2 separate regions of the Homo sapiens genome follow, and region 2 is linked to region 1. A link is a contact called in ENCODE Hi-C data. All regions are on one chromosome and are shown on one strand. The core of a region is the stretch at or near the end of the contact, and the rest is flanking DNA. Distances in the headings are between cores, read along the strand shown.

Region 1 (4,692 bases), core at 1,392-3,891:
TAGCCCCTGAGGCTCAGGAAGTGGTTGGTTCAGCTTTATTCTTAGTTGGAATTTTTTGCCGTAAGTCAAAGACCCAAGTGGAAGGATGGAAGGATGGAAGGATGGAAGGATGGAAGGATGGAAGGATGGAAGGATGTGGGAGATGACACTGTAGGAAGTCGCAGAGGAACTCAGAGTGTGACTTGGGAGGTTTCCTCAGCCCTGAACCCCATGGTCTTGACTGAGTGGCAATGATTGCCACAGAAATTTTACCCCGGTTGGCTCAGTTCCCCCAGAATAGCAAATACACAGCCAAGCCTTGCCAGTGTTTGATCTATTCCCTAATTTTAACAAATACCTCAAGTGACACATAATGCTAAGGACCACTGGGGGAAGGAGAAGTCGAGAGCTATGCTGGCCTCAGCTCTTAATCTCAATTCCAGAAGCATTTACATTGGCTCCCAGCCCCATCTCATTTAAGGGGCTTGACCCAAACAAAACCTCAAACCAAAACCTTTCATTATTTCAGTTCTCAAAAGCAAAAACAAAAACAGAAAAAAAGAGGAAGGAAGGGTTGCAGACTAATTTCTTTCACAAAGACCCAATTAAATCCCATTTCTGAAGTTGCTCCAAATTTAATTCCAGGAGAGAGGCACTATCACTTGTGACTGATGTCTAAGTGCCATTTCATAGACCCAAAGAGATCCACAAGTTCATACTCAGATCACGGGAAACCATAAGATCCTCTTTCAACCATTTCCCACACTGTACACGCCAATGCACCTATTTGTAGGTGGGGGTGGTAATCTGAAATCCCCTCTCCCAGACTCCCAACATCCCAAACTTCTCACCCAGTGTAACCTTGGTTAAGGAGCATGGATAGCCCCAGTTGCATCCAAGCTTAACCAAATGCAGCTAAAGTGAACGTAACTCATAAAATGCAGGTGCTCTGACTGATTAGAGAGCACTGATGAGTCATCGGAATTAGACTTAAAAACTGACAAAATAGTGTAACTGTGGGGATTCTGGAAGTTTCCAATGGCTACCCCTTCACCCAGAAACTATCACTACAGGTTCACGGACCTTTGAATTTTACTATGAGGTATTCTTTCTCTAAAGCCAAATGTAGTTTGTTGAAAATTAAATATAGCCTTATTTCCCATAAGTATACCCAAATATGAATAATTTTAGCAGCTATATTGCAAGAGTAAGTTTTCATTGAAAATAAAGAAAAGCCTAAACAACTTTTATTGTCACAACAGAGTGACTAGTTTCGTAGGAGACCAACATTTTGCCTAGAGGATCCCTACGGGTCATCTTCGATGTACAAATATTGCCTCAAAAGCAAACCTCGTCTAATGGTAACCCCATCCCTTTCCTAGCCCTTTAATTAGAAAGACTCCAGAAAGGCAGAAATGTAGAGTGTTGGTAATTCCCACTGATTCTCCCTAAGCATTAGGCATACCCAGCCTCAGATGTGATGACAGCTTACCAACAGGAAGGTGACTGGTGGTTGTCATGGAGATCTGAGCCCGGCAGAAAGTTTTGCTGTCCAACAAATCTGTGGCCATGAAAAGATAAAGGACATTTAGAGCACCCCCTCCCCCCACCTCACAATAGAACACTGTGGCTCTTAGACAAACTGAATAAGAATGTAAAGGGCCTTAAGTGTCAGGGAGTTAGTTACCTACTGTGCTACCATAGTTGGTGTCATATAAATAGTTCTCGTCTTTCCAGGTGTTCATGATGGAAGGCTCTACAAAAAATAGAGAAGGAGAATAGTCAGCGATCTCTTTTCCCCAGGGAGAAGAGGCTGCGTTTTCTAATTCATTGTTCATCAACAAAGTATGGGGGGTGAGGAGTGGTCCTCAGAGACAAGGGATATGATTCTGCTTCAGCTGCGTTACTTTATAATAATGTTGTCTAATTTTCCTTTCAGCATCCTCGGGGAAATGGCCTCATCCATGTGTTCTGTACCTATTGCATTTTTAGGGAAGTGAGAGAAGTTGCAAGAATGGGAACCTGTCCTAGACCAAGTGGTTCCTGGGAATTTTCCTAACCTGGCTTGGCTTTGTTCTGCATTCTACTGCATAATCACCAGAATATTTTTACCCTAGAGTGTGGTGGGGGGGAAGGCCTTGTTAGGGATTAATTTATTTAAATGTATAATAAATAATTAATGAGGCCTTGGGGGGTTAATGATATTTCTTTCAGGAAGAGTCTTGTCAATCTTATCACAGTTTCTTCCTTGCTGAAATCCAGAGATTTGTCATCCAAGTTGGGTGACAGCCCCCTCCCTCTAGGATTTTTCCAATTAGCTTAAAGGATGACATAAAATTCTCAAAACAAAACCAAGGAGAAGGGGTGGACTGTGTTACTAAATCAAACAAACACCTTTTAAGAGTGAAGCCCCACTGCCCCATCGCAGAAAAGAAGTGCTCTTGTACTCTGTCTCTCTTTCTCTTTCTTCTGTGTGCTGCGGTAAACACCTCTCACTTTGACTGACTCTTCAGATTTCAGATTCAAAGGGAACTCCCCTCCACCTACCCCAAATGGAGCTCAACTCCTACGCAACCCCCAGATCTGGGCTGGTCTCCAACAGAAGCATTTTGTTTCTTGGCTAGCCAAAAGCTGTAAGATCTCTCACCTCGTCCTCACCAGAAACTTCCTGCTTTCTCCTCACCGCAGACCTAGGTTACCCTCAGCTCCCCTCCTTGCTGGGTTCTGAGTTTTAGGGCCGGGGTGTAAGCCACTGACTGAGTTTCATTTTGTTTTTATAGCACAAATGATACAAAACCTGACTTACTGGCTAAGTCCTCGTGTTTACGACATAGGGATTTAGCCGGTATTTTAGCTAATAGCTACATGTTTGGACACCCCAAGCCCAATCTCTTGGGGTTACACCCTCTCTCCTTGTTGGGTCACCTTGTACACCTGTTGTTGTCTCTGAAAACAAACTGAACCAAAGAGGTATGGGGGTGTTGGCCCCTCTATGAGCTTCTTCTCCCCTCCTCCTAGGGTGGACCTTCTTCTCCACCCTTCCACTCAGCTTTTCTGAACTGGCAACACAAGAATGTCTGGATGGTCAAGAAGGAATTATCAAGTTATTTGGGACCTCTCCAGTATTACCCTGGCTCCTTCGGTGGGGCTATCTGACAGGTCAAGCAGGGGAGGGGGTGCCATCCTCCTGACCAAGTCCTGCATCCATCTCTAGGGCAAGGCCAGGCCTGTAAAGCACAGAACATCCAGATGGCCCATCCCCTGGCCTCTGAAGAGAAAGGCAGGGCTAGCAAAGCCTAATTTGCATGCTTAGCAGCTATTGCTTTTTTCTTTAATAATGGTAGGCCAGCCCACTTATGAAAGGGTAAATAACTGCATGGGCCAATTTTGGCCCCAAGTGACTCACAAATCACCTGCAGGTCAAATTCTGTCCTTGGTGACTGGGACACATCCTCAGGGAGGTCTATGGAAAGCTTGGTTGGCCCACGTGGCTCCCAGGCTCCCAGGCATGAACATGGGGAGTGACTTAGGAGCAATAGTTGCTGCACAGTTTTATGATGGCTCATGGACTTTGGAGGACAGTCTCCAGGAGAGAGATTTAGGACAGGGGAAAGGAAACGAAAATGAATGTAGATGCTATGGGACTGTAGACTCTGCTCAGAGCCCAGCATTTTGTCCTTCATATAAAAACACACCTAAGGCAGGAGCTGGGTTGCAGGTACCTTTGTACATCTCTGCAGAAGCTCCCCAGGGCCCCTAAAAATTTGTTAACTACAATACCAAGTTAGTATATTCACCCTTTTTGTGAAACACACACCCATCAAGGGAGGAGGGAGAGAAGAGGAGACATTGCCCCTTCCTCTTCTCTTTCCAAACTTGGCCACTCCCCTGACACTTTTTAAGGTGGGGAGGCCCACCATATATTCTGCTTTTCCTTGGCTGCTGGCCTGAGGTCTGGATGATGCCACAACCAGGAGTAGGAGGCAGAGAAGTGTGGCTCCCCATAAGTCTATAAATTGGAAATAGGTGGCAGTCACTGGTCGCAAGGGCAAGAATGAGATTCATGGTGGGGGTGGCCCATCAGAGACAGCCAGGGAAAAGGCCTCCCTGTGTTTCCTGCAAAAACTTGCCCCCACATTCTCTCTTGCCCTCTCCCAACTGTCCTCCCCGGAGCTTTGCCAGGCTAGGTTGGCTCCCTTTGTCCACTACTACTCACCAGTTTGTTCAGTCTTGACAATGACATTGTGTGTGGACTGGAACAGGTCACTACTGCACTGGCCTGTGAAGGACAGATTGGGATAGTCAGAGAGGGCCCAGATGGAGCCAGAACTGGATGCTTAAATAAGGACAGAACTGGCATCTTTGCAGAGCTTCTGCCATCCTACTGCCTGGTCACCTATGTTTGTTTATGGGAGGTGGTTTCTCTGTCAGCCTCTACAAACTCAAGCCTGCAGTCTCTGACCCCAGAAAATTGGGAATCTAAGGCACTACCTTAGAAGCAATTATTTGATGTGGTATAGTAAAGGCATTCAGTATGGTGGAAATAGAACTTCAGAAGCCCAGTTTTTCAACTACTAGCTATGAGGAAGGTGTGTGCACTTTACCTTTCTGGGTCTCAGTTTCCCCATCTGTAACAAGATTAAACTAGATAAGGTCACTAGATGACTTCTAAGGTGCTTTCCCATACTAAGATATGATATGAAAATGAAAATG
Region 2 (4,692 bases), core at 606-3,105, 1.0 Mb before region 1:
CTGAAATTTAATTATGAATGGAACTGTAGTGTGCTGATTAAGAACACAGGTTTTTTAACTGGGTGTGGTAGCTTGCACCTGTAATTTCAGCTACTCAGGAGGCTGAGGCAGGAGCATTGCTTGAGGCCAGGAGTTCAACACCAAAAAAACCCATAAAACTCACAGGTTTTTGAGTCAGACATATACAGTTCCAATTTTGGATTTGCCATTAACTAGTTGATTAATTTCAGGCAAATTACTAAATGTCTCAAAACCTTCTCCCCCTTCTATAAAATAGTGATAATAAACTGGGCTATTTTGGGGCCTAACTGAAAGTGTTTTAAAAGATATTAGCACAGTATGTGGCACACAGTGAGTGCTCAAAAATTTCATATGCTATTACTATTATTACAGTATAATGATTTAGAATAGCACAGTACAATAAAAGACTAATGTGAGTCCCAAATGCAAGCGTATGTATATAATTTTATAACTGCCACAATTAAAAAGTAAAATTGATTTTGATGTATTTTACTTAACTCAGTATATTCAAAATATCATTACAACATGCAATTTCAACATGAGATTTTTTTTTATGCTAGGTCTTTGAAATCTAGTATTTCACAATTACAGCCCAATCAATTTAAACCAGCCACATTACAAGTGCTCCAAAGCCACATGTGACTAGTGACTACTATATTGGTCAGTACAGATTTAGAGCACAGACTAGAGCCCTAGTGCCATTAGTCACACACTAGCTGTGTGACCTTAGGCAAGTTACTTACCCTCTCTCTGTCTCAATTTCTTTATCTGTAAAATAGAGCCAATAACTATCTATTTCATAGGACTGCAGTAAGATTAAATTAGTTAATGTATGTCAAGGTACTCAGAACAGAGCCTGGCACATGGTAAATAAAAAAGGAAGTATGAAACAGTTTTATTACTATCTGTCTCCCTCGTGATATTTTCAGTTCCTTAAGGGTAAGAACTGTATTTTTTTGTATCCCTGTATCTCTTATGCCCAGCATCTAGATGTTGTAAAAAGTCTGAACAAATCAATGAATGAACATATAACCTTAAGACATGAATGCCATAATAATAATACATTATATTATATATAGGACAATCTAAAATCACAGGAATTCATTTATTTTCTTATCTCAACAACTCTATCAGATAGGTAGGAACATTCATTTCACCAATGAGGGAAAGGAAGCAAAAAGAGGTAAACTCACTGTCATTTCTATGGGGTAGGGACAACAAAGAAGTACAAGAATAAACAGATACTGCAAATATCTCTTACTCAAAATTGGCCTCTGGATCTGTGATAACATATCTTCCAAATTTACAGAACTAATTTCAATTCCTCCAAAATAGGAAATACCTAATAAGATTCCACTATATAAATTAAAATATACTAAAGGGTCAATTTTCCCCCCTCTGACCTCTCTTGCCTCTCAAGTCTACACAGTAAAAATCAGACACAACATGACTACAACCAATATCTACTTTAGATGTGTTCTCCAAACACAGCTTAAATCACATTTCCATGTTAGCAAAGGTTCTAAATTTTAATAAGTTCTATTTTTTAAAATGATGGTTTACAACTCCCCTATATCCTCCACTAATTTTAGTCTTTAATCTCTGTGGTCTCATAGCAGACAGTTGACAAAAGGAACTTAGAGGTCATATACCAGGAAGCAGGTGAGACCTGAAGTGCCTAAAAAAGGGTTAAGTTGCCAGAAACAATCATGCTTTTACGAGATGATCAGACAATAAAGCCTGTCTGGTGATATCATTCCTCTAACCTGCTTCTCATTGGCTGAACAAGCAGGTCACTTGTCCCTGGAAAGCTCTCTTCCCCCACATCCCAGCTGCCAGCGCCCATTTTAAGCTCTTCGGCAAGAGCTCTGATATATTATGACTTTCCCCCTGGCTCTAGAGAACAGAAAGGAATGCACCAAACTGTGTCTTAAAACCTTCAGAAAAGAATAAAACGACAACGAAGGAATCCCTAAGAAGCAGACAGCCTGTCTGCAAGCAGATGTGCCTCGTGTGGATGAATAAGGGAACCCTTAGCCTTCTTTCATAAAAATTCAGTGTGTCAGCAGAATCCTTCCTCCTTTTCACAAAGCATCAGCAGCATCGCCTAACCAGGGAAGAGACAGAGGAGAGGCAACTTAAGAGAGCCTCCCTTCAGGAAACTCACCTGTTCCACCTCCCCACCCCACTCTCTGTGAATTATTCACCAAGATTAACTGGGCTCTATGATGAGCCTGCTATACTCAGTCTCTAAATCAGTGGTGAAGAAAACCTTTCCCAAAGGCTTTTTTAAAAATCTATAAAATAAGCAGTTGGTCAGAAGGCAGAGGCTCCTCGGGGCAGACCTGACCCTGACAGCTGCAGAGCTGGGGCAAGAGTCCAAATGGAGGACTCTGGCCCCAATCCACTCCCACCACTTTCCCCACATTCCAGTCCCTTCCTGCACCCCAAGGGGCCTTGTGCACAGGTGTTCAAGCTAGCAGGTCCAAGCTGAGAATACCCCTCTTGGTCACCCATGATACACATGTGGGACCTAGGGATACATGTATCAGAAACTGGTCCATCTTCAGGCAGACGGACTCAAGGAGAGGCTCTGCAGGCCCTGGAAGCAAGCTCAGGACATTTTACCAGGTAATTCTTGGGTAGCTAGGTACTTGAAGAGTGGTACGGAACGGGACAGGCATGGCTACAGGAGGGGTCTTCAAAAGCATGGGACATAGCCCAGCTACTCGGGAGGCTGAGGCAGGAGAATCGCCTGAACCTGGGAGGCAGAGGCTACAGTGAGCCAAGATCACTCCACTGCACTCCAGCCTGGGTGACAGAGCGAGACTGCATTTCAAAAAAAAAAAAAAAAAAAAAAAAGTATGGGACATAGGTCAGGGGCATGGGGTTGTTTGGGTCTAAGGGTGGTGGTATCTGAGTCTGAGTATCCCCAAACCATAGAATAGTACCATGTTTTGGTTAATTATTTGTTTGCTGAGGACAGCCATTAGTCAAAAGATAGCCAGACAGGAGATTATATCCTCATTTGTTCCATAGTTAGGGAACCAGTGAACAGAAAAGATAGTGGAACAGAACAGCTGCCTCTGAAACCTGAGTTCTAATTGAGAAGTGAACCAGGATAGTAAGAAAAGACAGCCTAATTCTAACCTTGTAGACATTTGGTTCCATTTTTAGAAATGATTGTCAATCCTTGGGGCACATAACATGACTAGCAAAGTAGTAGGATTCCCCTGCTATCTGTACTTCTCCACCTCCATCCCACCCAATGCATTCCAAGAACACAGGAGTTCAATGTGAGCATATCTTGTTTATGTACCTTGTTCCTCCCCTAAGAAGGTGTAGAATAAAAAGAGATAAGTGCTACATTGTGACACCCACCACTCAGAATTTGATTAATCTGTAGAAGCATAGGATGCTTCACAGAAGCCACCTCCTAGGGATGAGTCATAATAAAACCAAAGGACAAAATGCTGTACATGTGAAGGTATTCTTTAGTCTCCAAAGCACTTTCATATGCTCTTTCATTGGCATCTCACTGAAAAGCAGTGTATTCTCACTTTACAGCTGAAAAAAATGGCTGGTGAAAATCAAATGAACCCAAAGCTCAGAGCGCTTATACTCTTTCACTGGCATTTCACAGTAATACAATAACTAAAAGGTAGTGTATTCTCCTTCACAATGGACAAAAATGGCATTGTGGATGTCAAACAATGTCCCCAAAATCACAGAGCTGGTCAGTGACAAAACCAAGATCAGAAAGATCTAAATGAAAAAGATTTATAACATATACATGGTATCAAGAATACAGAAAAAACACATAAGGGATTTCTATACATCAGTAAGAAAAGGCCAAATAAACCCAACAGAAATCTCCAAAAAAAAATGAACAAACGAGACCCTGTCTTAAAAAAAATAGAAATGTGAAATGCAAACACATCAAAACATGCAAAAGATGCTCAGACTCACTCATGATTAAAATATAATTTCTTACCCATCAGCCTGAAATAAATTTTAATCTCATAACAGCAAGTGTTAGGCCCTGGGGAAATTGGGGACTTCCATATGTTGTTGATGGATATATAAAATAACTGCCACTCTGAAATCACATGCCTACCAATCCACTTCTCCTTTCCTCTTGAGGAAGACTAGCACCTGTGTCAAGGATGCATGTACAAAAGTATTTATTGCAGCACTGTTTGTAATACTAAAAATCTGTAAACACCCCAAGGATTCATAAATATTGGGTGGCTAAATAAACTGTGGAATTAACACACTGTGGAATACGACATAGCAAATAAAAAGAATGAGGTAGGTTGTATGTACCTGGATACAATGCATGACATATTGTTGAATTTAAAAAAAAAAACAAAACCTTGCAAAATGGTACATGTAACAGTTTTTTAAAAAATTATTACTTTCTATGAGTGACATAGGTATGTAGAATATTAGAAAAGCAATTATTGCTGGGACTGGTACTTAGGATAGAAGGATTTTAGAGTTAAATATATTCCTATTAATTGCATAATTAAGATTTAGCATACTAAAAAACAAACAAACAAAAAAAGGCAGGCAGTAAGGCAGGGAGAGAAGCAGAAGTTGACCAAGAGGGCCAAGGTCTCCTGCTTACAGTGCTTCTTCCCATGAATTTGCCTAAATGTAAATACTGGG

The links. Hi-C counts contacts between places; a loop is a spot of excess contacts on that map. Pooled maps may share reads with other maps.
Region 2: a loop to region 1 is called in a map with no recorded cell type, with 3 times the contacts of the local background. The contact joins two enhancer-like sites. A Hi-C loop is called at or near these places in 2 of 37 single-sample maps with no recorded cell type and 3 of 50 pooled maps.

Annotation. Positions count from the first base shown.
Region 1 is chr11:34,648,585-34,653,276 of GRCh38, reverse strand. It overlaps EHF (ETS homologous factor), which reads right to left. Exons shown (of 9, transcript NM_012153.6): 4 at 4,196-4,258; 5 at 1,667-1,735; 6 at 1,472-1,540. Among named protein-coding and RNA genes, the nearest start is that of EHF, 30 kb to the right of the region's middle. RefSeq lists an enhancer at 2,384-2,633. Within about 2 kb of position 2,641, at least 10 of the 41 ENCODE cell types and tissues checked have a DNase peak (open chromatin) inside an H3K27ac peak, as active enhancers do.
Region 2 is chr11:35,680,144-35,684,835 of GRCh38, reverse strand. All of the region lies in intron 1 of TRIM44 (tripartite motif containing 44), which reads right to left. Among named protein-coding and RNA genes, the nearest start is that of TRIM44, 20 kb to the right of the region's middle. Within about 2 kb of position 1,855, at least 4 of the 41 ENCODE cell types and tissues checked have a DNase peak (open chromatin) inside an H3K27ac peak, as active enhancers do.